Regions from separate parts of the Homo sapiens genome. Here region 1 is linked to region 2. Evidence: chromatin loops called from intact Hi-C (ENCODE). Cell type or tissue: gastrocnemius medialis. All regions are shown on one strand. Each heading gives the region's core, and the rest is flanking DNA. Links, peaks and the distances in the headings are about the cores only. Region 1 has its middle 19 kb from the start of FOS. Region 2 overlaps TMED10 (transmembrane p24 trafficking protein 10).

The links. A loop is a pair of places that touch in the nucleus more often than their neighbours do. Peaks named below come from ENCODE experiments on the same cell type or tissue, not always from the same donor. Only the 100,000 strongest peaks of a DNase experiment are listed, where the experiment ranks them.
Region 1: it touches region 2 in a loop (3-fold over the local background); 8 of 110 quality-filtered maps call a loop at or near these places.

The regions. Positions count from the first base shown.
Region 1 is chr14:75,252,267-75,267,266 of GRCh38, forward strand. No RefSeq gene overlaps it. Among named protein-coding and RNA genes, the nearest start is that of FOS, 19 kb to the right of the region's middle. RefSeq lists enhancers at 4,614-4,783, 4,678-5,177, 5,455-8,029, 5,877-6,855, 7,036-7,295 and 1 more. In gastrocnemius medialis, for the core only: a CTCF peak has its summit at 7,394; DNase peaks (open chromatin) are centred at 5,185, 6,025 and 6,875; H3K4me3 peaks cover 1,557 bases; H3K27ac peaks cover 4,407 bases.
Region 2 is chr14:75,141,478-75,156,477 of GRCh38, forward strand. TMED10 (transmembrane p24 trafficking protein 10) reads right to left here. Exons shown (of 5, transcript NM_006827.6): 2 at 10,555-10,666; 3 at 6,187-6,260. Among named protein-coding and RNA genes, the nearest start is that of NEK9, 22 kb to the left of the region's middle. RefSeq lists silencers at 5,989-6,283, 6,229-6,523 and an enhancer at 10,887-11,551. In gastrocnemius medialis, for the core only: a CTCF peak has its summit at 6,095; DNase peaks (open chromatin) are centred at 6,134, 6,474, 8,494, 8,914 and 1 weaker place; H3K27ac peaks cover 8,000 bases.

The sequences.
Region 1 (15,000 bases), core at 3,328-11,327, 110 kb after region 2:
CGTGGGTGATGGTAATGAACTACACCTTGCTTCCGTTTAAGAAGTCATTCTAACTGTCTCAAGCCCCACAATGCACATTATCTCATCCGGGTAGGGAGCGGCCCCAGGAACAAAGCCTATGGCTTTGCCAGGCCCTGCAGCCATGTGCTCAGGTCTCTCCTGGAGAGGAAATGGTTTCATTATTCAGCTGTCTAGGTCATGGCCACTTTCTTCAGGGCAGGGCTGTCTGTGGCCTTGCCTGCTCGACATGCTTGGTTATGCCCAGCATGCCAGCCTGGCTCTGCCGGCCCCCAGCGTGTGAAGGAGCACAGAGAGGCATAAGCCTGCCTGCCGGGAAGAATGCTCATTCATGACAGGTCCATAGCGTCATAATGCTAGGCCTTGTTCTTGCCCCTGGAGCAGGTGAGGAGCCCATGGAAGCTAGTGCACTTCTGAAGATCCTTTCGTTGATCTGGCTGGATGACCATGACTGTGACCTTCAGCCAGGAAATCCCTGCATTCAAGGGAAGGCTGCCCCAGGGTCCAGGGCAAGGGCAATGTTTAGGCTAGTAGAAAGGCCCTTTCTGGCTGGGTGCGGTGGCTCACACCTGTAATCCCAACATTTTGGGAGGCTAAGGCGGGCCATCGCTTGAGCCCAAGAGTTTGAGACCAGCCTGGGCAACATGGTGAAACCCCATCTCTACAAAAAATACAAAAATTGGCCTGGTGTGGTGGTGGGGGCTTGTAGTCCCAGCTATTCAGGAGGATGAGGAGGGAGGATCACTTGAGCCTGGGAGGTCAAGGCTGCTGTGAGCTAGGATAAAGTCACTGCATTTCAGTGACTGCATTTCAGTGATTTTCAGCCTGGGAAAGACAGCGAGACCCTGTCTCAGAAAAAAGAAAGGCCCTTTCCAAAGTTGACTTGGGAGCCTCAGAAGGGAAGCATAGAGATGACAGGGCGGGTCTGGGGTGCTGTGTCTGTGTCTGCTGTCTAAGGCATCTAGCCACCGGCACAGCAGGGCTCTCCAGGAACATCGCTACCATTCTGGTTCTGAGATGTGTTCCAGAGGTTCTGGTTCCGCTTCCGTATGGGTTCCAGACTTCCTTCCGTTGAATCCTAGCACTGTCATTTATCAACTGTGTGACCTTTGAAAATCTCCTTAACCTCTCTGCCTCCATTTCTCATCTGTAAGAGGGGATGACAATAATCTACTCACCTACTCACCTCTTTATGTTGTTTTGAGGCTTAAATGAGTTTTTACAAAAATGCTTAGAACAGTGCCTGGCATGTAGTAGCATAAATATTTGCTGTTATTTTTCACATGCTAGAGATTTTAGTTCTGGATGGAGGCTCATCTAAGTAAGGGGGCAAATCCAGAGTTCTAGACTAAGTCTATTTGACCTTGAAGTCTGTTTTCCTTGAAAGCTACCACCTTGTATAAAAAGAACCCCTAATTTGTATGCTTTAGGAGAGACCATATTTCAATTTTGGGGACACCAGTCCTTCAAGGTACAGCACAGTTGCCTGACCTCAGAATTTTTTTTTTTTTTTTTTTTTTGAGACAGAGTTTCGCTCTTGTTGCCCAGGCTGGAGTGCAATGGCGTGATCTTGGCTCACCGCAACCTTCGACTCCCTGGTTCAAGTGATTCTCCTGCTTCAGCCTCCCGAGTAGCTGGGATTATAGGCATGTGCCACCACACCCAGCTAATTTTGTGTTTTTAGTAGAGATGGGGTTTCTCCATGTTGGTCAGGCTGTTTTCAAACTCCTGACCTCTGGTGATCCGCCCGCCTTGGCCTCCCAAAGTGCTGGGATTACAGGCATGAGCTACTGCGCTTGGTCCAGAATTTTCTTTTCTTTTCTTTTCTTTTTTTTAACAAACAAGGTATTGCTCTGTCTCCCAGTCTGGAGTGTAGTAGCATGATCATAACTCACTGCAGTCTAGGCCTCCTTGGCTCAAGTGGTCCGCCTGCCTCAGCCTCCCAAAGTGCTAGAATTATAGGTATGAGCCACTGTGCCTGGACAGATTTTGTTTTAGAAGCAGGAGTTAAGTGTCCATGAGTAGTAGGAACTCAGGTAATCCAGCCCAAATGGACTTGATCAACCATCCCCTGATCCCGGATCTCAGCGTGATGGGAGTCTAGGAAACCTGCCCTTTGACCTGAATCTGGATGACGTTAGTAATACAGGAATAGGTGAAATGCCAGCCACACCTGGCTGGCCCATGAAAAGGAAATACTTCCCACGCTTTGCTTTTGCACACCAAGGGCCCCCAGGTAAAGGCATCCAGGGTGCAAGCCGCCTGCTTTAATGCCCGGGTGTGGCTGCAGGAACAACCCAGTACAAACTGGAGTGAACCTGTTGCCCTCTTCCTTCCCTGCTGCCAAGCCAAACAGAACACAGGGAACACAAATAGAATCATCACAGTAAACCAGCTGTTGGAGCCAGACACTGGGAGAACCCACTCCCTGGCACTGCCACCCCATTCACGGGTCCAGACATGATGAAGTGCTCTGAGGGCTGAGGAAGGTGTGGCCCGTGGGCATTCCTGTCCAGCAAGAACCCCTCTGGCTTGTCTGTATTCATTGCCACCCACATGGACCTCTCTATGGTTGCTTGCCAAAGCCGGGAGGGAGAAGGGTCTCCCCTTCCTCCAAGCCCAGGATCACCGGGAAATGCCCTTCCCACCTACTGGACTTGACTAATGCTGCTTGTCAAGAAGGGAACTCTTCAGACACATAAAAATCCTAAAGGTAGCTGAGGTTTGAAAGAATTCGTGCTGGACGTGCTTCCCTGCAGGGTCAGGCATTGGGGAGGAGGGAGAAGAGGAAGGAGGAGCTGGTTGTAAGTGACAGCTGCAGATAAATCTGTGTGGAGCTGTCCAGGGAGCTGTTGAACTCAGGTAGTGCCCTCCCTAGCCTGGGGCAGGTCAGAGTCTCCCCGAACCACCCAAACCTTTCTGCTGCGTGTGCTCTGGGGCATGTCTCTCTTTGCCTCCTTGGATCTTGAGCCAATGAGGAAATATAGGCTAGTCCCAGAAGGCAGGGATGAATTTGTGTTCTTTGTGGTGTCAGCACCTTTTCATGAAGCTCTAGCAGATCTCACAATCTTCCCTTCTTTAAAAAAAAAAAGAAAAAGAAAAAAGTTTGGAAAAGGGGGCTAGAGTCTCCCTATGGAAAAGAAAGCTCGTGGAATGATCCAAGTGGAGGTTTTCCATGCATTCCATGGCATCATTGGAGATGTCCTGGCTCTGTACTTACTTAACTACTTGAATCTCAGTTTCTTCCGTTGTAAAAGTGGGCACATGAAGACCTAGTTCTCATGGATATTAACAGGATAAAACGAGATAACACATAGAGTACTCTCAAGTACTCTACATAGTCCTAGCATATCAAAAGTATTAGATAAATCTTGCCTTTATTTTCTCCTTCTCATACACTGTGTCAGTGGCTTGCTGGGTCCTTGATTAGCCTGAAGGACTGAAAGAGAGACCTCAAGAGAGAGAATGGCAAAGTAAATACGACCATCTTATTCGAACTTAACTCTGCGTTTCAAGTAGGGAGATAAGAAGGACTGCTGTTCCACTTCTTTTCTAGATGACAAGATGGGTTATTTTTATTTTTTATTTTTGAGACAGTTTCGCTCTTGTTGCCCAGGCTGGAGTGCAACGGCATGATCTTGGCTCACCGCAACCTCTGCCTCCCGGGTTCAAGTGATTCTCCTGCCTCAGCCTCCCTAGTAGCTGGGATTACAGGCATGCGCCACCATGCTTGGCTAATTTTGTATTTTTAGTAGAGACGGGGTTTCACCATGTTGGTCAGGCTGGTCTCGAACTCCTGACCTCAGGTGATCCGCCTGCCTTAGCCTCCCAAAGTACTGGGATTACAGGCAAGAGCTACCATGCCAGGCCTAAAATGGGTTATTTCTGTGCCTAGAGGTAAATTGCATCAGTGCTTTCCCATCTGAAACAAAACACAAACCACTTCATTTCCATGTCAAAAACTGATTCAATCTAATCTACCCATAAATCAGGCTTTCTCATTAACCTGAATTTGAAGTTTCTCTCTTTTCCAGCTGCTTTTATGCTCTAGGTGGAGTTTAGAAAAGAGAAGTCTAGCTTAACCATTCGTTGACAGAAAAAAGTAGAAATTGTCATTTCTTCCCTGAAAATACCAGAATTAGTAAATTGCTACCTTGCCCATAATCCTGTAATAAGCAGAATCTGCATTATGGTTGGATATATAGCATGAATCTCAACTACTATCTGGGTTTTTGTTTTTATTTTTATTTATTTATTTATTTTTGAGACTGAGTCTCACTTTGTTGCCCAGGATGGAGTACAGTGGCGCAATCTCGGCTCACTGCAACCTCGGCCTCCCAGGTTCAAGTGATTCTCCTACCTCAGCCTCTTAAGTAGCTGGGATTACAGGTGTGCGCCACCACGCCCGGCTAAATTTTTTGTATTTTTAGTAGAGACGGGTTTTCACTATGTTGGCCAGGCTGGTCTCGAACTCCTGACCTTAGGTGATCCACCCGCCTCAGCCTCGCAAAGTGTTGGGATTACAGGCGTAAGCCACTGCGCCCGGCCAATATTTTTTTCTTTTTTCTTTTCTCCTTTTTTTTTTTTCTTTTTTTGAGTCAGAGTCTGTCGCCCAGCCTGGAGGGCAGTGGTGGGATCTTGGCTCACTGCAATCTCTGCCTTCCAGGCTCAAGCAATTCTCCTGCCTCAGCCTCCTGAGTAGCTGGGACTACAGGCCTGCACTACCACACCTGGCTAACTTTTGTATTTTTAGGAGACAGGGTTTCACCATGTTGGCCAGGCTGGTCTCGAACTCCTGGCTTCAAGTGATTCGCCTGCCTCCCAAAGTGATGGGATTACAGGCGTGAGCCACTGTGCCCGGCCAGGGTTTTTTTTTCCTGAAGGGCTGATCATGGCTTTGTTCCACTCACTGTGCCCTTCTTCCTCTGCTTGGAACTGGACAGAAGTTCCAATAAGCTACTGTCTTCTATTAAGTAAGGACCAGACATGAAAAACTTTATGGTGGGGATGAGTGGATGGGGCAAGGGTTTGGGGAGCAATGATCAACTGGGTAAAATCCTGGGGAGTGGCAATTGAGTGGGAAGGGAGTCAAGAAGTGTTTAGGGAAGGATGTCGGGGAAGTGAGTAATAGGTAGGTCAGAGGATGGAGCAAGGGAATGTTGAAAGGCAACGGATATGCTCTGTGGACAGGTGGCAAAATATCTGAATGGGGGCCCAGGGAGGGCTACTATGGAGTAACAGGGAAGGGACCCTGAGGTGCTGATTTCTCAGAGATAGACAATGGGATTGGATATGTGTTGGTGGAGGAATGCAGAAAGCCCAGGCCAACTCCGAATGCCATTCATTTACATGAAATCCCTCTTTATGCCTCCACCATCTGCAACAGACTATGTGCTCACCCAAATGGCTTGCTTTTAATTCCAGCAAATAATATCCCCTCTGCTTTCCCCCAAATACAAAAGACACCATTTAAATTCAGCCAGGATGGAAGATCATGATATTTGGAGAAAATTCAAAGTCTGGGCCGCTCAGCTGTGCCTTATCATTCAAAAGTTACATTTTGTTCAGGTTGGCTGGCTTCACATGGTCATCTCAACTTTTCACTCCTGTTTCTTTCTTCTTTTTTTTTGAGACAGAGTCTCGCTCTGTCGCCCAGGCTGGAGTGTGCAGTGGCGCGATCTTGACTCACTGCAACCTCCGCCTCCTGGTTTCAAGCGATCCTCCTGCCTCACCCTCCCGAGTAGCTGGGATTACAGGCGCCCGCCACCAAGCCTGGCTAATTTTTATTTTTATTTTTTATTTTTTAATTAGAGAGGAGGTTTCGCCATGTTGCCCAGGCTGGTCTTGAACTCCTGACTTCAGGTGATCCACCTGCCTCAGCTGCCCAAAGTGCTGGGATTATAGGCCTGAGCCACCCTGCCTGGCCCTCTCCTCTGTTTCTTGACCTGGTTTTGTTTACAATTTGTTGCTGCAATCTTCCTATAACTGTTTCCAGAGTTGTGTGACGAAAAGGGAGGCTGGCACGCAGAGAGATTTCTCACACTCTGTTGGCTTGTGCAGTTGAGACAAAATTAAGCAATGTAGAAATTTAAGCTTCAGTTTTTAATGACCTAGGTTTTTCCAGGCCTTCCCATTTTGGAGTATCACAGTACTCAGGGATTTCTGAGTTTTCTCTCCCTTCCAGAGGAACTATTCTTGAATGGGATTATTAAGCACCCCTTCCTCAATTCTTCAACAAAGCTCCGAGGAATGAATGTCTCAAGTTCTGCTGCTTTTAAAGTATAAAAGATAAATTCAAAGTTCCTTATGCTTCTCCTTTCTGGGAGAATTCTGGGTTTTACTCCAACAGTGGGAAAGTTTTCTAAGCTGGTTTTGCTCCTGTCTCATGGGCAAGGCAGTTTGGTCGGTGGCTGTTCTGTGGGCTGCTGTCTGGAGGAGACGGTCGGTGGAGACGGTCGGTCGGGGAGGTCACCCTGACAATTATGGCCAACTGACGGTGGAGGGAGTGGTCTCGGTTTGGCCCTCAGTCTGGAGTCACAGTCTGGATTCACAGGCAGCGCAGAGAGATGTTGGCTCAGGACCTGAGGCTGAGGCGTGCTGGGACAGCCTAGGGGGTGTCCTGGCTTTCCAGGGGCTGGGGAACCCTCTCTGGCCCGGGGGCGGGAGAAGCTGTTCCAGAATCGGTTCTGGCTCCACTGCCACCTCAGCACTTTCTAATTGCAGCTCCAAACAGCCGCAGCTGCAGTCATAGCAACAGGCCCCGCCCACCGGGCTTCGCTCCTGGCGTCCAGCACGTGACGGCGACGCCTGCGTCGCTCCCTCAGCCCCTGGCGCTAAGGGAGGCGGGGAAGTGTGGGGGGATGACGTTTACTCTGTCGTCTCCATGGATATAATGCATAGACGTCAACGTCGCCAGTGTTTGGTGTGTAACGTTCTTCCGTCTCCATGGGAACGTCAGGCGGCCAAACACCGGGCCCCAGCAACAGGCTTCTGATTGGCCCGAGGCTTCCAAAGGCGGAGCTTCGTCTCCCGCGCCCGCTCGACTGTGTTGCTGTTTTGGTTGTTGTCTCCCACTTGTTTATTTCTCTAACAGATCCTGGAGGCTGAGGTCTAGATCGGTCGCCAAGGATGGGATCCAGGAGAAAACGTGCTGAACGTGCAGCTTGCTCCTACCGATTACAGCCCAGCAGATGACATAGTTCCACTGTGCTCTAGTCCATTGTGGGAATTATGGCCCTCATGCCCGGCGTCTGTCACAACCCAATATTTGGTGTTATAACCCCTGCTCCCACCCCCCAGCACATCTCAGAAGTGCCGTTACCCTCTCAGTCACATCCCAGAAACTGTGTTGCCTTCACGGTTACTCTTGTTTATGCTTGAGAGCACTCGGAGGCCTTTCCATATCTAAAGCCTGCATTCAGTGCTACCCCCTGCAGGATTTGGATACATTTCCCCGTCTGGTCCTAATTCTGTTGAATGACATCATTTATCCGTATTCCCACCCAGAGATGGGCAGATTTCTTGTAACCTGAATAGATACCAAAGAATCCCAAAGGACCTGGGTGGGTACTTCTATTTATGGGCTCATTGGATCTTATTCTTTCCTCTCCGCCTGTTTTAATTCAAATCGGGGGGACCATTTGATTTCTCCAATAGAAACAGAAAGAAATTGAAGACAGAGATGAACACAGATCAAGAGCCCAGGTTTCTTGATATCTAATACTAATATACTGATGGAGTTAAACATTCCAAGGTACGAATGTGTCCAGAAACAGTTTTAACCTTACCCTGGGTTTCCATCAGTGAAACCAAGTTAACATCTGGCAAAAGATAGCGATCTAGCCTCAGGGGTTTCAGTCAAGTTGCGCTTAAAAGAATGCCTTAAAATCTGTAGTTATGGTGTCAAATATAATAAATCTTCACCAGCTCATGCACGTACAAGTCTGAAATGTTTCATAAAAGGTTTAGATGACCTGATAACATGTTTCTAAAACCCAGAGAGAAAGAGAGAGACTGATACAAACGTCAAGTTAAAAACAAGAAAGTAAAATTAGTTTCATAGATTGGGGTTGATAAGGGGAATCTCTGTCCTCTATGCTCTAATCTTAGCCCACTACCTCCTTTCCTCTATCTCCTCTGGTGGATATGCTTGCTATCTGTCCTCCCCTCCGACTCTTTGGCTAGCCTTATAGCCTATAATTTCCTTCAGAGATGTAGTGAAATTAAATGAAATTAAGAGCCTGCTTAATGCAAACAGGACCAAAGGGCACAGCTCTTTATCGTAATGAACTTCATTCTGATTAAGTCAGGGACTGCAAGTGCTTACTATTTACCCAGTAAATATATTAAATTGCTAGGCTAGTCTCCCTTCTGTCCTGACACTGCCAGGGAATATTTGAAAGTCGGATATAAGATCCATTTTAGACCATCAAACATCCCTTCTAATTCTATCATCTCTCTTTATGTTTCCAGGAATATAGCATGTCTTGGTCTCTGAGAGCCAATATATCTGGGTTACACTGAAAGAGGAATAACGAGATAATATTTACACTGTACATTGAAGATGACCTGAAAAGCTGGAAGAGGTGACTGAGGGCATTTTCTCAGTGTGGATGAAGAAGAGGGGAGGAAGGTGAAAGATGACAGAATATCTAAGTGCCTAGATTTGATTCTAGCATATGAACCCATTTTATGATTCTGTCCAAGGGCATCAGTTATAACCTCCAAATTTCCATGTCCTTCTCCATCTCCCAGTCTTAGAATTTTTTTTTTTTTTTTTTTTTGAGACAGAGTCTTGCTCTGTCACCCAGGCTGGAGTGTAGTGGCAGGATCTTGGCTCACTGCAACTTCCACCTCTCAGGTTCAAGTGATTCTCCTGCCTCAGCCTCCCAAGTGGCTGGGAATACAGGCGCCTGCCACAACGTCTGGCTAATTTTTGTATTTTTAGTAGAGACAGGGTTTTGCCGTATTGGCCAAGCTAGTCTTGAACTCCTGACCTCAAGTGATCTGCCCACCTTGGCCTCCCAAAGTGCTGCTGGGATTACAGGCGTGAGCCACCGCGCCTGGCCAGTTCTTTCTTTTTTTTCTTTCTCTCTCCTTTCCCTCCCTCCCTCCTTCCTTCCTTCCTTCCTTCCTTCCTTCCTTCCTTCCTTCCTTCCTTCCTTCCTTCCTTTCAATGGAATCTCGCTCTGTCACCCAGGCTGGAGTGCAATGGCGCAATCTCGGCTCACTACAACCTCCGTCTCCCAGGTTCAAGCAATTCTCCTGCCTCAGCCTCCCGAGTAGCTGGGATTACAGGTGCACACTGCCACGCCCGGCTAATTTTTTGTATTTTTAGTAGAGACGGGGTTTCACCGTGTTCCCCGGGCTGGTCTTGAACTCATGAGCTCAGGCAATCCACCTGCCTCAGCCTCCCAAAGTGCTAGGATTACAGACGTGAGCCACCACAGCCGGCCAGGCCAGTTCTTTCTTTTTGTTTGACCCAAACATGGTCATGGGCCATGATGTGGGACCCAGCGAATTTTTAGTCTAGGAAATACCAAATAGATATCGTTTTGATTGTATCGTGAGAAGCAGTTTGTTTCATATATGCTTGCATGCGCACACACATGCATATTCTTTTGCTGCCTTGTGTTTCGGCTGAGCCTCTCTGTTTAGATGACCAGATTCAACATAAGGACCATGATGTCCTTCTATGTTGCTGACTTCCTTAAACCACAAGATGATTAATTTCCCCAACCTATTTCCTCATCTATAAAATGGGGTCTGGACAACTCACTGACCCCACACGTTTGCTTTGACCCAAGAGGATTGCAATGATACAGTGATTATTAGTTGGTGGTGTGGAAATACTAAATGCTGCATAAATGCTTGATTATTATTTGTGGGTATATTTTCCCTCAACACCTCTCCATCTTAGTGCTGAGTGAAGCCTCCACTTGCCAGGTTTCCCTGGCAAAGAAGAGGCCTTGGCCCAGGCCAGGATGTGTAGGAGCTGTGACCTACCTGGCCTTTCAAGGCCCAGGTTCACACTATCCTCCTTCACATCTCAGCCATGATAGAATTCACTCTTCCACTCATGCTGGCTAACATGGTGAAACCCCATTTCTACTAAAAATACAAAAAATTAGCCAGGTGTGGTGGCACATGCCTATAATCCCAGCTACTTGGGAGGCTGAGGCAGGAGAATTGCTTGAACCCCGGAGGTGGAGGTTGCAGTGAGCCAAGATTGCACCATTGCACTCCAGCTTGGGCAACAAGAGCGAAATTCCTTCTAAAAAAAAAAAGGAGATGTTGCTACCTGGCCTCCTTACCTCTCGGGACTGTTAGGAGGGTCATACTAGGTCATGCTTGTGGAAGGGCTTCAAAAACCGTAAGTCAGAGGGTATTTTAAAGTTTAAAAATATTCTGCAAGATGAGGTGGTCTGTAAATGGAGCAGTGTCAAGGTCAAGTGTCAAGAGATGTAATTCATAGAGAGACTGGATAAATGCCCATCTATGTGATTTGATATGCCCTATGCCAAGGAATGCTCCCTCACTGTCCCTAAAATTCCATCATCAGCAATATATTTCTTTGGATTAAGCATTTGCCATTCCCTTTGGGTCCTACTCTTAAAAGACAAATTCTCTTGTGAGCAGTAGGCTCCTGAAATTTAATGTAAATTACATTACCAGACATGTTCCTCCCCGACAGGTGAGATGGCACCAGACAGGTGCACTGGGCTCTTGGGTAGGTCTGAGAAATGAGATGCTGGAATCCTAGAGATTATTCATTTTAGTCAAAGTCAACCTTCATGGTGTACCAGTTGCTGACACAGGACCCTCGGAACCCACCCAGCAGACCCGTAGTTCCACTCACAGATGAGGGGGGAAATGCTTCTCCCCATCCTCACCTAAAACCTCCGAAGACACCACTGCAGTCATCCAGAGACTCCCATATACTATAGGGGCAAGCAAAGTTTTTTTTACAAGTTTGGGAATTGACATGGGTTGCCAACTTTGAATTTTACCGAACAACAATTACTACTTATTATCACTATCATTTCATAAATGAGAAGACATTTTAACACTAAAAAAGTCAAAAGGACATTATCTGGCTGGGTACGGTGGTACACACCTGCAATCCCAGCACTTTGGGAGGCTTAGGCAGGTGGATCATCTGAGGTCAGGAGTTCGAGACCAGCCTGGCCAACATGGAGAAACCCCACCTCTACTAAAAATACAAAAAGTAGCCGGGCGTGGTGGTGCACGCCTGTAATCCCAGCTACTTGGGAGACTGAGGCAGGAGAATCACTTGAAAGTGGGAGGAAGAGGTTGTAGTGAGTCAAGATCGCACCACTGCACTCCAGCCTGCAGCCTGCATGACAGAGCAAGGCTCTGTCTCAAAAAAAAAAAAAAAAAGGACATTATTTAAAACTGAAGGATAGTCCTTTTAAATCAAAGATATGTAGCTGTATGCAAATTCCCTGCTTTGTCTTTATTTTTCCTATTTACCTTGGACACTCCTGTTTCTTCTTCAGTATTTATGGGGTGGTGCTGACAGTGACAAAGAGCAGATAGAGAAATCAAGGAGAGGTAAAAATTTAACTCAAGAATTAATGTTCCTGATAAGATGACCACTTCTCACACGATGCTTCTTTGGGTCACCAGTTTCTTTGTTAAAGGAGAGTAACATAATCTCACCAGAATGGGTTCTGATATGGGGAATATAATACTTTGAATAATTCTCTTGGAATTACTTCCACTCTGGGCAGATCAGTTTGTTTTCAGTGAGTCCATTCCTTGCTGGGACCATGCTGCACCACCTGAACACTTCTGGTTTTACCTGGCGAGGTGGGATTGTTGACTTCCCAAAGCCTGATCTAGCCAGATCAGATGGGGCAGAGTGTTAGGGACTGGCATGGTTCCTCCCAGAGGAGGGAACAAACCTGCCTTCCAGCTGGTGTCCCAGGTAGGTACAGGAGACGCTGGCAAAGCAGGTTTAACCAGCATCTTGGGCAAGATTTGGCGCATACTGTTTTCCTGCCTCCAGTGTCCCCTAGCAAAACTGGAAGCATTCTATATTTTCTGTGGTTGCATATGAACCCAATGCAACCAGCACAACATAGATAAATTTTTCTCCAAAGCCCAATGTCTCTAGAAGCTGAGCCTATATTTTAATTCCAAGCAACATTAGCATAATTAAGGCCCATGAGATTGAGTTTCTCTCTTTTTTTTTGAGATGGAGTCTCATTCTGTTGCTCATGCTGGAGTGCAATGGTGCGATCTTGGCTCACTGCCGACCTCGGCCTCCCAGGTTCAAGCGATTCTCCTGCCTCAGCCTCCCGAGTAGCTGAGACTACAGGCACGTACCATCATGCCCAGCTAATTTTTGTATTTTTAGTAGGGATGGGGTTTCACCATGTTGGTCAGCCTGGTCTCAAACTCCTGACCTCAGGTGATCCACCCGCCTGGGCCTCCCAAAGTGCTGGGATTACAGGCGTGAGCTACTGCACCTGGCCCTGAGTTTCTCTCTTATTAGTCATTCCCTGGTAGGTACTTAGGGAAATAAATTTACTTATGCAGGTCACCAGAGCACTATCAACTACACTGGGGAAATATTTAGCCCAATTATATGGTGTGGATTAGAAAATTATAAGATCATTATTTTAAAAATTATATTGAATTGGCTGGGTGTGGTGGCTCACGCCTGTAATCCCAGTACTTTGGGAGGCTGGGGTGGGAAAATTTGCTTGAGCCAGGAGTTTGAGATCAGCCTGAGCAACATAGTGAGATCCCATCTCTACTAAAAAAAAAAATTATTGAACCTATTCAACCAAAATAGTGGAATAATATACCTACATCATTGAATCGTGGTGAATATTAAATAACATAACAAGGCTGGGTGCGGTGGCTGACACCTGTGATCCCAGCACTTTGGGAGACCGAGGCAGGAGGATTCCTTGAGGTCAGGAGTTTGAGACCAGCCTGGCCGACATAGTAAAACCCTGTCTCTACTAAAAAAAATACAAAAAGTAGGCCGGGCATGGTGGCTCACACCTGTAATCCCAGCACTTTGGGAGGGCGAGGTGGGCAGATCACCTGAGGTTGAGAGTTCGAGACCAGCCTGACCAACATAGAGAAACCTTGTCTCTACTAAAAATACAAAATTAGCCGGGTGTGGTGGTGGGTGCCTGTGATCCCAGCTACTCGGGAGGCTGAGGCAGGAGAATCGCTTAAACCTGGGAGGCAGAGGTTGCTGTGAGCTGAGATCATGCCACTGCACTCCAGCCTGGGTGACAGAGTGAGACTCCATCTCAAAAAAAGTAGCCAGGCATTGTGGCGGGCACCTGTAATCCCAGCTACTCAGGAGGCTGAGGCAGGAGAATCGCTTGAACCGGGAGGTGGAGGTAGCAGTGAGCTGAGATTGCGCCACTGCACTCCAGCCTGGGTGACAGAGTGAGACTCCGTCTCAAAACAAAACAACAACAAAAACCATAACAATATTTGTAAAGCACTTCGCATAATTCCTGAGCAAGCACTCAATAAATATTAGCTATCATTATTTCTCTTTATTCAAGAAGTATTTTTTGAGCAGCTATTATATGCCAGATACTGTGTTAGGGGCTAGAGAGTCATTGATGAGTAAAATAGGCAAGGTGTCTGCCTTCTTGGAGTGGGGAGATAGACATTAAATGAATTCATTTAATTCAACAATTAACAGCTATTAGGATCAGGCTTCTCTAACTCCTTGGGGGTACATCAGTGAATAAAACAAAGATCCCTACTCTTGTGGAACTTAATTTTTAGAAATTAGCCCAAATGCTTTCTAAATAAATGTATTACTAGAAATGGTGGTAAGTGCTAATCATGAAAAGCCTAGGGTGGAATGAGGGCTTCTAAAAGGTTCCTAATTCAGCCTGGCTGCTGGGGAAAGTCCTTTATGTGGATGTGACATTTTAAGTTTGAGATCTAGATAAAAAGTAGGCTGAACTGAGACGAAGAGTGGGAGGTGGAGGCAGAGAACATATGTATAATGCTAGTAGCTCATATTTAATTCCATGTTCCATGCCTTTTCACAAACGTTCTAGAGGACAGGACTGCCAAAGATGAGAGGAGATTCCTGCATCCGAAGTTTGCAATCAGGCCGGGTGCAGTGGCTCATGCCTGTAATCCCAGCACTTTGGGAGGCGGAGGTGGAAGGATTGCTTGAGCCCAGGAGTTCAAGACCAGCCTGGGCAATATAGGGAGATCCTGCCTCTCTCTCTCTCCCCCAACCCTGCCTCTCTTTTAAAGACATTCCCAATCAGATTGAATTTAGTTCTCAGCTCCAGGATGCATGGCAGCAGCTGCCTAGTTTTTGCCTTCTCAGGAATCACTGACAGTTGGCAGTTGCCACCTCAGCTTCCCTTGGTCCCCATTACCTGGAACAATCAGTCCCAACTACGCTAGGAATGACCTCTCTGTAGCTAGGTGTGGTGGTGTGCGCCTGTAATCCCAGCTACTTGGGAGGCTGAGGCACGAAGAATTGCTTGAACCTAAGAGGCAGAGGTTGCAGTGAGCTGAGATCATGCCACTGCATTCCAGCCTGGGTGACAGAGCGAGACTCCGTCTCAAAAAAAAAAAAAAAAAAAAAAGGAATCACCTCTCTGGGAATTGACTTCAGCTTCTTTTACTTGCCTTAGTGAGTGTCACCCTAGGGCCCCCAGAAATATGTCAGCATACATTTGCTGCTGGATTTAAATAATCTAGGGTGGGCTGAATAATCAATCTTTGAGAGTTGAACTAGCTTCTGAGCTACAAACATGCACATAATCCTTTAGCCCACTTTTCCTTTGCTACTGAATTTTCTCTAATTTAAGTTTTAAAGCTCTTCTTAGGTCATTTCCACCAGCAAGCTTTCAAGCCCTGGTTCATATTCTAGCTTAGAAATAGTTCACATAGTTCTGTGTAGACATAATATTTACGGGAACCAGAGATGGGTGGATTCTGATAGTGGCTTGT
Region 2 (15,000 bases), core at 4,297-12,296:
TAGTATAATGAATCAGAGCCATTCATATATGCTCACAATGTAGTATATTTTGTAATCTCATTTAATCCTCGTAACCCTATAAGGTGAATATTTTTATCCTTAAGTTTTGCAGATGAGGAAACTAAGGCTCTGAGGTATTAAATAATTTGCCCAAAGTATCACAGCTTGGTGCAGTTGGCATTAGAATCCAAGTCTATGTGAGTTTATTCTGTAAGTACTAGAAATTTAATAAAGAAAACCAGATGAGTATACTAAGTTTTTCCTGAATCAAAGGTGAAATGAACAAGCTATATTAGGCCACAAGGATCTATATAAGTTGTCCTGTTTGCTTGACTAATAAAGTTTGACTAATAAACTTCCTGGGTTTCCCATTGCTATTATTTTTGCAGGGCAACAGAGTAAAATTTTAAAACAAATCATGGTAAGTATTCTCAAGAAGACGCTCTTTACTTGCTCTGGACTAAGCATTCAATACATAGCATTGAGGCTTTATATCACAGTACAAAAAGCTAAAAAATCCTCAATATCAAAATTCCCACTTTCTGTTGTTCTGCTCTTGTAAGCAGTTGATTGAACTGTTCAGAGTATCTGTAAAAATGCCAAATTATACATGTTTCATGAAGGCAGGCTGGTATTCTATTCTACTCTCCTTCATCACTGGAAGCATGAGGTATGTTTTGCCAAGTCTGTAAGACAATGTGCACCACAGGTTCTCCAATAGGGGGTGATATCCCCCTGGCAAGCTGCATGTAGTTGTTAAATAATCAAAGGATGTTATAGTTACAAGGTGCTTCATTTTGCAGTGAGTCCCTCATTTTTCAAATGAGGAAACTAAAGATTCCATAAAGTTACTCAGCCCTTTGGGTGTCCAACCAAAATTAACAGTACCATGGTCTCTTAACTCCCTACCCAGGGTGATCACAGCATTTAAACTGCCAAACTCTGCTGTAAAATTCGAGAACAGAATCCCTGACTTCCAAAAGCATTTATGCTCTCTGTACCCAAATCTGACCTATCTTTCAAGCCTCCTTGAAAGCCTCCTTCAACCACTCTTGTCCACACTGTCTTCCCTGAAGCCCTACAACACATACTGTGTCACACAGTTAACACTCAATCATATATTGTCATATTCACAAATTGTTTTATTTTTATCCTGTCCCTCCACACTAGTTTGGCTCCTGAACTCAAGGAAATTAAAATGATTTATAGTTTATATAGTCGTAAAGACCTGAGACTTGGTAAACACTTGTAATTGACCTGTTCTGCCCACTCTATGCCTTCTTCAAAGAAGCCAACTTTCTCAAAGTAGCTAAGTGCTGCTGGTCCCCTGAAGCAAGTGTTTCTTGTATACTAAAAGCACTCTGCATTGATTTTTTTTCTTTCTTTTTTTTATTTTTTTGAGATAGAGTTTTGCTTTGTCACCCATGCTGGAGTGCAGTGGCACGATCTTGGCTCACTGCAACCTCTGCCTCCCAGGTTCAAATGATTCTCCTGCCTCAGCTTCCCGAGTAGCTGGGATTACAGGCGCCTGCCACCACACCCAGCTAATTTTTGTATTTTTAGTAGAGACAGGGTTTCACCATGTTGGCCAAGTTGGTCTTGAACTCCTGACCTCAGGTGATCCACCTGCCTCAGCCTTCCAAAGTGCTGGGATTACAGGTGTGAGCCACCGCGCCCAGCCTGCATCTATTTTCATGAGGCCCGCCGCCTAGGAGAAAGCCTTCTCTACCACCATATCTATTAACATCATTCTTACTGGTCATGGTAGGTACTGTTTGGAAAAGCTACAAGTTACAAAGCCTTTTTCTGTATAACACCTCCAAAATACCAGTAAAATTAAACTCTTCTAAAACCATATCCAAATCTTCCATTATAATGAAGATTTGAATCTAAAGAGTTCACAGAGTTATATGTAACTGTACCAAGAAAAGGTATTAATTCTCTGAAAAAACTGCTTCTTAAAACAGAGGTGTTAATCTAACCTCTAGGGAATCTCTAAATTCTTTTCCTTGGTGGAGCATCAAGATCCAAGAGAGAAGCTTCTTGTGACAAGACAAATTCAGTCAAAGTAGTTTGCTGCCTCCATGCCTCCCACCACAGCCCCCACCAACTCCAGGAGCACAGCAATAAATGTGAAGACCATCTAGTCTAACACAAGCAAGATAAACATAACAGAGCTGGCACAGTGGCTCATGCCTGTAATCCCAGCACTTTGGGAGGCCGAGGTGGCCAGATCACTTGAGGTCAGGAGTTGGAGACCAGCCTGGCCTACATGGTGAAACCCTGTCTCTACTAAAAATACAAAAATTAGCTGGGTGTGGTGGTGCACACTTGTAATCCCAGCTACTCGGGAGGCTGAGGCAGAATAATTGTTTGAACCCGGGAGGCAGAGGTTGCAGTGAGCTAAGATCACGCCACTGCACTACAGCCTGAATAACTGAGTGATACTCTGTCTCAAAAAAAAAAAAAAAAAGGACTTTGGATCTAGTACATGGAATCAGAGTTCCTCCTTCCTGAGAGCACTCAGAGAAACAGAACTTTTGGAAAGTCTTCAGCTGTTGCTCCAACCAGGGCAGCTGTGTTTTTGGAATATAGATTGATAGCAAATGACAGACAAATAGAATCGCCTAGGCAAAGCGGTATTTTACTCGTGGGACACACAGCCCAGGAGTTAGAAGATGTGTCAGATAGCTCCTTCTTTGTCGGACAGTAATTGCCTGCATTCTCCCAACTGCACAGACAGTAAGTCCCTACAAACAACTGCTCTAGTTCACAGATGACAAACTAAAAAGAAGTGGCTCGGTTCACATCCTGAATCTACAAAGATACACCCTCTGAAGGGCAGAAGTGAGACAGTGGTCAGAGGTTCATAAAATAAAATGCAAGAAATCAAAATCAAAAGTGCTTTATTTCCGAGGACAAAGGCATTCTTTCTCTTTAAAGAATTCAAACAACAAGACTTAATGCTTCTTCACAGTATGACAAGCATTCTGTCTTCCAAATAATATCATCTTACATTTGTATTGTGTTACATAGCAATTTCACATGGATTAATTAATAACAATTTAGGTAGGTAGTGTGGTACAATTACTATTCAATCTTACAGGACCACATGGGATTTCAGAATTATGAGTCCACAGATATGAGGGAGAGATGTGTTGGACATGAAAATTAAAGAAGTATGCCACATTCCCGAATCTTAATGCTGATGCCAAAGATTCCAAATCCTCTGGAGATAAAGCCTCTCCATTATCTCAAGGGCCTGAAATTAAATCGTTCAAGTGATTCTCTTGCTTCAGCCTCCCGAGTAGTTGGGACTACAGGTACCCGCCACCATGCCCGGCTAATTTTTGTATTTTTAGTAGAGATGGGGTTTTCGCCAGGTTGGCCAGGCTGGTCTCCAACTCCTGACCTTGGGTGATCCACCCACCTTGGCCTCCCAAAGTGCTGGGATTACAGGTGTGAGCCACCGTGCCCTGCCAGCTAACAGCCATTTCTAAGCAAGGTTCAAGGCAGCCTTGCTGCAGACTGAAGAAAGGGCTGGTCTTCGGACTGTGTCATAGCCATTCCTCCTCTACATCAATCTGGTCTGCTGCTGGGGAGCAGGGGTGAAGGGCAGGAGGGTGGGGATAGATGTTAAAGAAAGTAGTGGGGAGGAGTTTCTTGGTTAAGAAGCAGAACCTTGGAGCTGTGTTGTAACTACATGCGTAAAGGCAGGCTTAGGACATGTCAGACGTCTGAAGCAGGAAGCAGGCAAAGGAAGCACCGTGGTTTTCTTTGGGCTAGGGATTCCCCTCTTGGGTTAAGCAAAAGGTCAGGAAAGATAAAGCCCCTTTCCTAATGTCTATAAAGTCCAAGGATGATGGAAATTCCAGGAGGTATAGGGGTTCTAAAATGCTATACGACAGCTGTGTCCAAAGCATTCTTTATATAAACCCACAATAATGTCATCTGTTTTTGAGGGGAACTAGCTATGTCTACTGTCTAATAGGGCATTGATGTGTTGTTATTTAATAAATACCCTTGGGCTGGGCGCGGTGCCTCACGCATGTAATCCGCCAGCACTTTGGGAGGCCAAGACAGGCAGATCACGAGGTCAGGAGATCGAGACCATCCTGGCTAACATGGTGAAACCCCGTCTCTACTAAAAATACAAAAAATTAGCTGGGCGTGGTGATGGGTGCCTGTAGTCCCAGCTACTCGGGAGGCTGAGGCAGGAGAATGGCGTGAACCCGGGAGGCGGAGCTTGCAGTGAGCAGAGATCCCGCCACTGCACTCCAGCCTGGGCAACCAAGCGAGACTCCATCTCAATAAATAAATAAATAAATACCCTTAATGACAGGCATCATGTTGGAGAAAAAGATTACAATAGGTAAAATTCCACAGAGTACAAATTCAACTGAGAATGGTCCACAGTTCGGGAACAGAAGCAGTAACCACAAACTGGAAATCATTTTACCTATTCTTCTACCTTATAATAATGAGAACATTCTCCCTAGTGTTTTATATCTTATAAAAGCACTTTAACATAATCTTATTTAAATATAATTAAGATTCTTCTGAATCATGAAGGTTTAAAAAAATTTTTCAATTTACTCAAGTTCATCAAATAAAGAGGTCTTCTTGTTTTATTTATTTAAATTAAACTAGCCTGGAAACAGAAACAAACAATTGAAAATTCTCTACCGGAAACTGTCTCCCATTCACAACTGTATCACTTGCTCCTATTTACTGCCTCTAAATAACGCTACCTAGTTTCATTCAATTGAGGATTTGAACAAGGAAAGAGCTGCAACTGTTGTACTACTTCCTGTTGCAGAATTAACCAGTCATTTCCAATCTTCTTCCATTTTAGGATATTTCCCTTCCAAAGTGCTGTCCAAAGAGAGAGCAACTTCTGTTCCACTATTCCTAGACAATTTTCCTAAATCACTTAAACCAATTTTCCTTCATTTACTTAGTTTGCATTCTTCAAAAGCCCATTCTATTTCCTGTACCCCACTCCTCCTTCATGCCCTTACGTACTGTTTTGTTGGGTAAAAATACTCTTATCTTTCTGTAAAGATCAATTATCTAGTCTTAAATAGTTCTTGTGGTTTTTCAAAGGTGCCCTTCATTTGAAGAACCCTTTTGTGCTGCCCCCAAGTCTCGCAGAGATGAAAAAGGCTGTTGTCCTTCTCCTCATTCTGTGTACACCTCCATCTCCCTGTCACCCAAATAAGTGTCAGTTTTTATTAGTCTATAATAAATAACTTCTTATCAGCATCAAATTTCTATTATCACCATTCCTAGTCTCTTGCAGCTTTTTCCTCCATCCTGCCCTCTTCCTTGAAAGTTTGAAATTATTTTAACTAAAAACTATCTTTGACTATTGTTATTTCCCAAACACAAAACAGTTGTTCAAGACTAAACAGCACTGAATCCATGCCCCAGATAGATAGATAGATAGATAGATAGATAGATAGATATACAACTGTTGGTCTTGGGGAAAAAGTCTTAGGAATTAAAAACAAATCACTTTTCTTAACCTTGGGCATTAACAAATAACTGAATTCCAGCTTTAAAAAATTTAAAATATCTCTCTCTACACACACACAGTTCAAGAGAACTAATGCCATATGCTTCAGTGTTTTATCAAACCAACATTCTGTGGGACAGTTTGTTCAGTCTTTGGCTGACAGCACAGCCAGAATTATTCTTCAAGGCTGTTTTTTTTTTTTTTTTTTTTTGAGATGGAGCCTTGCCCTGTCGCCCAGGCTGGAGTGCAGTGGCACGATCTCGGCTCACTGCAGCCTCTGCCCCCCAGGTTCCAGCAATTCTCCTGCCTCAGCCTCCCGAGTAGACTAGCTGGGATTACAGGCGCACGCCACCACTCCTGGCTAATTTTTGTATTTTTAGTAGAAACTTGGTGTCACCATGTTGACCAGGCTGGTATCGAACTCCTGACCTCAGGCGATCCACCCGCCTTGGCCTCCCAAAGTGCTGGGATTACAGGAGTGAGCCACCGCGCCCGGCTAAGGCTGTTAATACCACTTTTTGTATCAGTAAGATCATGGCTGGCTGTCACAAGACTGCTAAGAAACCACAGCCCTTTGGGCAAAGCACAGCCTGTTGGCCTGCCGAGGTCACAGAAACCTCACAGCATAGCACACTGCTGCCTCCTCTGGCTGTTAGAGCAGGACATACCTCTTCGTAATTTTTCGCCTCCACTCCATGCTTCATGTCTAGGATCACGAGTTGGTCAGGTATCCGCCCTGTTCCTGAGAAAGAAATCAAAGGAATCATTGTGTGAAATACTTAAAATTCTGGGAAATTACCCACCCACCCGCCCGCCCTCCCTCTACAGAACCCCTACCCTCTCAATAGAGGGAAACAGCCACAACTCCTCCCCCTGCTCAGTTGCAGAAAATTCCTGGCTCTGGCTAAAATCACAAACATTCCAGACAAAGCCTCTATCTGTGTGGGGTGCCGGAAAGCAACAAGAACATGCTGCTGGCAAACATCTCTGAGCAGGCAAGGACACAAGATACTGCAACTGGTACTACAGAGGAACAGAACAGAAGGGAAACCACACAGGCTTATTGAATTGGGAAATAAAACTCAAAAATCAAAACAGTGTGAAATTGAGTGGCATATAAATCAAGAGATAGTAGGCAACAACTTCGGCTGAAAATGTGTATTTCCACATCTGAAAAGGTTGCCCTGTCAAATTTTGAGGGAAGGCCATGATGAATTAGGATTATTGGATATGTGCTAAGCTTGGATTTACTTAATATAAATCTGAGTACTGAAAAGAACATAAGTTTTATCTAATATTCCACTTTAATTCAAACATTTTGATCAATGTATGGCCTAGTTCAGTAGGAGTACAATGTCATAGAGCTATTCCCACTAAGCCCTTAAAAGAGTTACAACAGCTCAAGGAAAAAAAAAAAACAACTTTAAGTGTTCAAATCTCAGGGATGCTTCTTATAATAGAGTTCATGTTAGAAGAGTCAATCTGATTCAGCTGGATCAAAGAAGCATTCTAATCTTAAATCATCAAGTAGGAGAAAGGAAAAGACCCAAGGAGCCCCAGAAAACTGTTCAGCCCCAATCCCCTGGAATTCACCTAGTTATAAAATTTACAACTGCCTGCATGAAATTAGAAGTTGTGGGAAACAGTGCCACTGAAGCACTGGGGTTCCTGAAACCATAAGCCACACTGAATGGTACTGTACCCTCTGATGCCTGAGAGACACTGGAAGTTTTCTGAAATGAACTGAAGTCAATTCAATAACTACTCATTGAAAACTCACTAAGTACTAAAACTGTGCTGGAGATTTTAAAGAGATATGCTACGGCTTCGATGTGCCCCTCTCAAAGTTCATGTGTTGGAAACTTAATCCCCAATGCAACAGTGTTGAGAGGTAAAACCTTTAATTTTATTTATTTAATTAAAAAAAATTTTTTGAGACAGGTTCTTACTCTTGTCTTCCAAGCTGGAGTGCAGTGGCACGCACCATCATGGCTCACTGTAGCCTCGAACTCCTGGGCTCAAGCAATCCTCCCACTTCAGTCTTTCAAGTAGCTGGGACTACAGGCGTGAGCCACCACACCCAGGTAATTTTTGTATTTTTTGTAGAGACAGGGTCTCGCTATACTGTCCAGGCTGATCTGGAACTCCTGGGCTCAAGCGATCCTCCTGCCTCAGCCTCCCAAAGTGCTGGGATTATAGGCATGAGCCACTGTGCCTGGCGGAGAAGTAGGACCTTTAAGAATTGACTAGGTCATGGGGCTCTGCCCTCATCAATAGATTTAATGTCATTATCATAGAAGTAGGTTTGTTATAAAAGTGAGTTCAGCCCCTTCTTGCTCTCCTGTGCATTCTCTTGCCATGTGATACCTTCTGCCATGTTATTGTGACACAGCAAAAAGGCCCTCACCAGATGTGGCCCCTTGATCTTGGACTTTCCAGACTCCAGAACCATGAACCAAACAAATTTCTACTGTTTATACCCACTCTGCGATGTTCTGTTATAGCAGCACAAAATGGACTAAGCCAGGATACAATCCCTGCCTTCAAATAATTCAATTGGGATCTAAGACATATACACAAAACAACTATGGTGAAAATGCAAAGCACTGTAAAAGTTTAAGCCAAAGGAACTGGTTCAGACAATTCCAATATGGAGCAAAGGGAAGAGGAGAGAAGATTGTAGTTGTGGACAGACTTCACTAAAAAGGGAACACCTAAAGGCAGGACTTAGGCAAAGTACTCTAGGCAGACGGCAAAGCATGAGCAAAGGCTCAGATATTAAAATCGGAGTATGGCATGCTTGAAAGACAGTAAAGAACTTCTTTTGGGATGGGCACGGTGGCTCATGCCTGTAATCCCAGCACTTTGGGAGGCCAAGGCAGGTGGATCTCTTGAGGTTCGAGTTCGAGACCAGCTTGGCCAACATGATGAAACCCGTCTCTACTAAAAATACACAAATTAGCCAGGCGCAGTGGTGCGTGCCTGTAGTTCCAGCTACTCCGGAGGCTGAGGCATGAGAATCACTTGAACCCGGTAAAGTTGCAGTGAGCCAAGATCGCACCACTGCACTCCAGCCTGGGTGACAGAGCAAGACTCTTGTTTCACACACACACAAAAAAAGGACTTCTTTTGGATAGACTGGAAAGATTAACTCGAAAGCAAGAGAAATATAAATAAGACTGCACAGGGTAAGACTGAGAACAAAGTAAGACAAGTCACATGTGTCTTCTGAGCATGAAAACAACAAGTCTTCAAACAAAACAAAACAAAATGTGGCACCCAGAGTGTTCTGTTCTCCCAAATCCAATGTGTAATCCTGATTACGACATTGTCCATGGAAGATGTACTTCCTCATTGAAAAAGTTGTGAAACTTAAGCAGTTCACAGCCCCACCTGGTCCAAATGATCAGGATATCTTCTTTCTTACAAGGTCTTCCAACTACCTCCCTGATTGTCACAGCACAGTACAGTCATGCACTACATGAAGACAGTTCAGTCGAGGACAGACTGCATATATGAAGGTGGTCCCATAAGATTATTATAATACTGTATTTTTACTATATCTTTTCTATGTTTAGATACACAAATAGCATTGTGTTCTAACTGCCTACAGTATTCAGTACAGTCACATGCTTTACAGCTTTGTAGCCTAGGAGCAGTAGTAGGCTATACCATATAGCCGAGGTGGGTAGTAGGCTATAACATCTAGGTTTGTGTAAGTACACTTAATATTTGCACAACGAAATCACCTAACCACCATTTCTCAGAATGGTCGAGTCCAGACTATACAGTCTCTTGCATAGAACTGTCAGCCTATCCTCTTAGCTGACATCATAGCCCTAAAGAGTCTCCTTTGTAAAAGGACCCTTCATAATTTTTCTCTCTGCATTTGCCTGGCAAACAGACAATCCTTTTTGTTTGTTTTGAGACAGAGTCTCGCTCTGTCACCCAGGCTGCAGTGCAGTGGTACGATCTTGGCTCACTGCAATCTCTGCCTCCTGGGTTCAAACAATTCTCCTGCCTCAGCCTCCCGAGTAGCTGGGATTACAGGCATGTGCCACCACCACATCTGGCTAATTTTTGTATTTTTAGTAGAGATGGGGTTTCGCCATGTTGGCCAGGCTGGTCTCAAACTCCTGGCCTCAGGTGATCCGCCCGCCTCGGCCTCCCAACTGCTGGGATTACAAGCGTGAGTCACTGCGCCCGGCCAGTTTTTTTTGTTGTTGTTGTTGTTTATTTTTTTGAGATGGAGTCTCACTCTGTCACCCAGGCTGGAGTGCAGTGACACAATCTTGCTCACTGCAACCTCCACCTCCTGGGTTTAAGTGATTCTCCTGCCTCAGCCTCCTGAGCAGCTAGGGTTACAGGCACGAGCCACCATGCCCAGCTAATTTTGTATTTTTAGTAGAGACAGGGTTTCACCATGTTGGCCAGGCTGGTCTCAAACTCCTAACCTTCAGTGATCTGCCTGCCTTGGCCTCCCAAAGTGCTGGGATTACAGGCATGAGCCACCATGCCCAGCCTTTTTTTTAAGACTTCACTTTGTTAGAGCAGTTTTAGGTTCACAACAAAACTGAGAGGAAGGCACAAAGATTTCCCATATCCCCCTTCCTCTTACATATGCATAGCCTCCCCCATTATCACCATTTCCCACCAGAGTGGTACATTCATTACAAATGATGAACCTACATGGACACATCACTATCTACCAAAGTCCACAGTTTACATTAGGATTCACTCTTGGTGTACATTCCAAATGTAATGTTCGGACAACCATATAATGACATGTATCCACTATTACAGTATCATACAGAATATTTTTACTGCCCTAAAAATTCTCTCTGTTCCACCTATTCAATCTTTTATTCCATGTAGTCGACCTTTTAAAAGGTGCTCCAAAGACTACAAGGTAACAGGTCTCCAAATCAGAATAAATAAAGAATACAAATGAAACTAGATATTAAGTGCTGACTGTATTAAGGAGCATTAGAGTTGGAGAAGATTCTTAATCCAGAGAAACACTCTTGATTACTCACCCTTGCTCTCAAAACACACTTCAAACATGTCATAATCTTCAGTGGTAAAGGCAAATTTCCCCTTGGTTGCATCCTCTTTGGAGTAGAGAATATGGCCAGCAGAATCTGTGATCTAAAATAAGAAAAGTAGTAAGAATAGGCAGCAAATAACACTCAGGAAGAGAACTTACAGAAACTGGGAAGATAGAGACACTATCTATGAAAGACAATTGATAGTTCTCATTATGATGACTATGTTCCAACCATCCCCAAAGACAAAAACTGGATTAGAAGATTAAATCCAAATACAGCAAATTTCATCCATTCAAATAGCCTAATCACACTGTGGGCTAAAATCTGTTGCTGCTATAGGATGTCTTACCATACCAAAAAGTTAATCTAGCTAATGCTCCAAGTTACATACATTGGATTTATTGGCAAAAACTCACTAGTATCATTCCGCATAGAGGAACATGTCACAAAAATGAAAGTAGACAATTATCAAAAGATTATACAAGAGGGACAAAGATATATAAAAACACATTTATTCTATAAAACAAATTTGATGGGGAAGGGGTGTGGGTGGAGAATAAAATTAGGACACACAATACAAGGACAGCAGGAAGAAAAGCATACATAGAGAAGACAATCCAGGAGATCTATTCCTGCAAATTTCATGTTAATTATGTCAACGGCCAGGTAGAGTGGGAACAAAACACAGGAAACAAAAAAGAAGTTTCTGGCCAGGCATGGTGGCTCACGCCTGTAATCCCAAACTTTGGAACGCCAAGGCAGGAGGATCACTTGAGCTCAAGAGTTCAAGACCTGGCTGGGCGCGGTGGCTCACGCCTGTAATCCCAGCACTTTGGGAGGCCGAGGCGGATGGATCACGAGGTCAAGAGATCAAGACCATCCTGGCCAACCAACATGGAGAAACCTCGTCTCTACTAAAAATACCAAAATCAGCTGGGCGCAGTGGCATATGCCTGTAGTCCCAGCTACTCAGGAGGCTGAGGCAGGAGAATCGCTTGAACCTGGGAGGCGGAGGTTGCAGTGAGCCAAGATTGCGCCACTGCACTCCAGCCCAGATGACAGAGTGAGATTCTGTCTCAAAAAAAAAGTGTTCAAGACCAACATGGCGAAACCTCATCTCTACAAAAAATACAAAAATTAGCCAGGCATGGTGGTGCGCACCTATAGTCCCAGGTACTGGGAAGCTTGCCGTGTCACTGCAGCCTGGGTGACAGAGCAAGACTCTGTCTCAAAAAAACAAAAACAAAAACAAAAAGGAGAGAAATTTATCCTAAAAAAAAAAAGGTATCTTTGGCTTCCATAAATGATTATTCCTTTCTTCTAGATCCTTAGCTTTAGCTCTTCAGACTTAAGCTGCTCTATTACCAAAGAATGGCCTATCAGCACAGAATAAAGGGCATATACTGCTAAGTAAACAGCCACATACAAAGCAAGGGAATTCCATGGTAATTTAACAGACTGGATCTTAGCCTTCATTTCTAGAGCACGTGGCTGTCTTAGTAGAAAGCATATTTCATCACTTAAGACTGGAAGCTACTTTGCAATGTGGAACACAAAAGTAGTGGCTTAATTACATTAAACTGGATGTTCTAATGCTATTTGTTAAAACATAATTCTTTTAAGGGGAAATTTTAAGCAGGAAAATTAAGTAGCACACATTTAAGCTTATATATTTAAAAGTACTTTATAACAGTAGTTATTTCTGAGGGGTGAGACTTTCTATTTTTTTTTCCCTTTTTTTTTTTGAAATGGAGTCTCACTCTGTCCCCAGGCTGGAGTGCAGTGGCGTGATCTCGGCTCTCTGCAACCTCCGCCTCCCGGGTTCAGGTGATTCTCCTGCCTCAGCCTCCCGAGTAGCTGGAACTACAGGCACCCACGACCATGCCCAGCTAATTTTTTTGTATTTTTAGTAAAGACAGGGTTTCCCTGTGTTGGCCAGGATGGTCTCGATCTCCTGACCTCATAATCCAACCCGCCTCGGCTTCCCAAAGTGCTGGGGTTACAGGCGTGAGCCACCACACCCGGCCTTTTTTGAAAATGACATGTAGCCGGGCGTGGTAGCTCTGCCAGGTGCAGTGGCTCACGCACCTGTAATCCCAGCACTTTGGGAGGCCGAGGCAGGTGGATCACCTGAGGTCAGGAGTTTGAGACCAGCCTGGCCAACATGGTGAAACCCCGTCTTTACTAAAAATACAAAAAAAAAAAAAAATTAGCCAGGAGTGGTATTGGGCGCCTGTAATCCCAGCTACTTTGGAGGCTGAGGCAGGATAATCGCTTGAACCCGGGAGGCAGAAGTTGCGGTGAGCCGAGACTGTGCCACTGCACTCCAGCCTGGGCAACACAGCGAGACTCTGTCTCAAAAAAAAAAAAAAAAAAAAAAAAAAAAAGGCATGTATCACTGGATCACTTATATTCAAAAATAATAATAAAGTTATTTTATTTTGGAAAAAATTGATAATAACTAAAGAAAAGTTATCACTACTAGATAAATTTGAAATGACAGATTAACTAAAAAAAGTTTTATGGCACATCTTCTAAATTCCCTAATAAACAGTAGTATTAGTCAACTGTCTTCTGCCATCCAGCACCATTTGCTAATTTGTCAAACTTTTAAATTTATTTTTATTTATTTATTTTTGAGACAGAGTCTCGCTCTGTCACCCAGGCTGGAGTGCAGTGATGCGATCTCGGCTTACTGCAACCTCTGCCTCCCGGGTTCAAGCGATTCTCCTGCCCCAGCCTCCCAAGTGGCTGGGATTACAGGCACATGCCACCACACCCGGCTAATTTTTTGTATTTTTGGTAGAGACGGGGTTTCACCGTGTTAGCCAGGATGGTCTTGATCTCCTGACCTCGTGATCCACCTGCCTTGGCCTCTGAAAGTGCTGGGATTACAAGTGTAAGCCATCTCACCTGGCCCTTTTTTTTTTTTTGAGACAGAGTCTCGCTGTGTCACTCAGGTTGTAGGGCAGTGGCGCAATCCCGGCTCACTGCAACCTCCGCCTTCCGGATTCAAGTGATTCTCCTGCCTCAGCCTCCCAAGTAGCTGGGACTACAGGCATGCACCCCCAAGCCCGGCTAATTTTTATGTTTTTAGTAGAGATGGGGTTTCACCATGTTGGCCAGGCTGGTCTCCAACTCCTGACCTCAAGTGATCCGCCTGCCTTGGCTTTTCCAAACTGCTGGGATTACAGGTGTGAGCCACCACGCCCGGCCTAATTTATCAAACATTTAAGATACCTAGACCTGTGCTGGTCACTGGGATACAAGTATGAGTAAGATAGTTCCTGTCTTCAAAGGGCTTATGAGTCTAAATGAGGAGAGGAGAGTGATAAGAAATGATATGCCTTCATAGTGGTTTTGGTTTGCATTTCCCTGATGGTTAGTGATACTGGGGAACTTTTAATGTATTTGTTAGACATTTGTATGGGGTGATGAAATATGTTAATTAGCTTGATTGTGGTATTCACTTCACAATGTGTATGTATAACAAAACATCACATTATATATCTTGAATATAAACAATTTTTATTTGCCAATTATACCTCAATAAAGCTAACAGAGAGAGAGCGCTTCACTGCAATGTGCAAGGCATGCTACCAGAGGTATGCACAAGTGCCATGGGATTATGGAGGGTCAGGGAGTGTATCTAGGAGGGGGTAGCACATGAGCTGAGTCCTAAAGGATGAATTTCAATCAAGGGAAAGAGGGGTAAAGAAGTTCAGGGTAGAAGAGACAGCAAATATGAAGGCCTGGGTCCAGAAAAACATAAAACAAAAATATGGCATTATCATATTACTAATAGCTAGTATTTACTGAATACTTACTAAGTGTCAAATAATGTGTTGCTGCTTTATAAGCATTTTAAATTTAATCCTCACTATAACCCTACTGGCAAGAATTATTTCCCCCGTGTTCCATGGGAGGAAACTGAGGCCCAGAGAGGTTAAGTGCCTGGAGAGGTACTGGCCCAATCATGTAGAACTAGAATAGCATGCTAAGGAGTTTAAGCTTCATTTAGTACAAAGTGGAAGGGCAATAAGGAATTTGAAACAGAATGATGTGAGTCAATGACAATTCAGAAAGATGACGCTACCAGTACTATGAAGACAGACTATAGAGAGAGAACCCTAGAGATAAGGAGGTGGGTTGGGACACTATTCCAGTACTCCAGGTAAGAAAGGAGAAGGGCCTTCAGTATAGAGAGAAGGTGACAGATTTTATTTAATTAAAATAATTTTAAATTTTATTTAATTTTATTAAGGTTTATTAAATTGTATTTAATTAAATAATTTTATGTAATTACAAAAAAGTTTAGTAACCCATGAACTGAAGAGTTTGAGGGATTTTAAGGAGGTAGAGTCTACAGGACAAAACCAAAAAGTAAATGCCCACAGAGATCAAGTGAGAAACATACTGAGTCTACTGGACCAG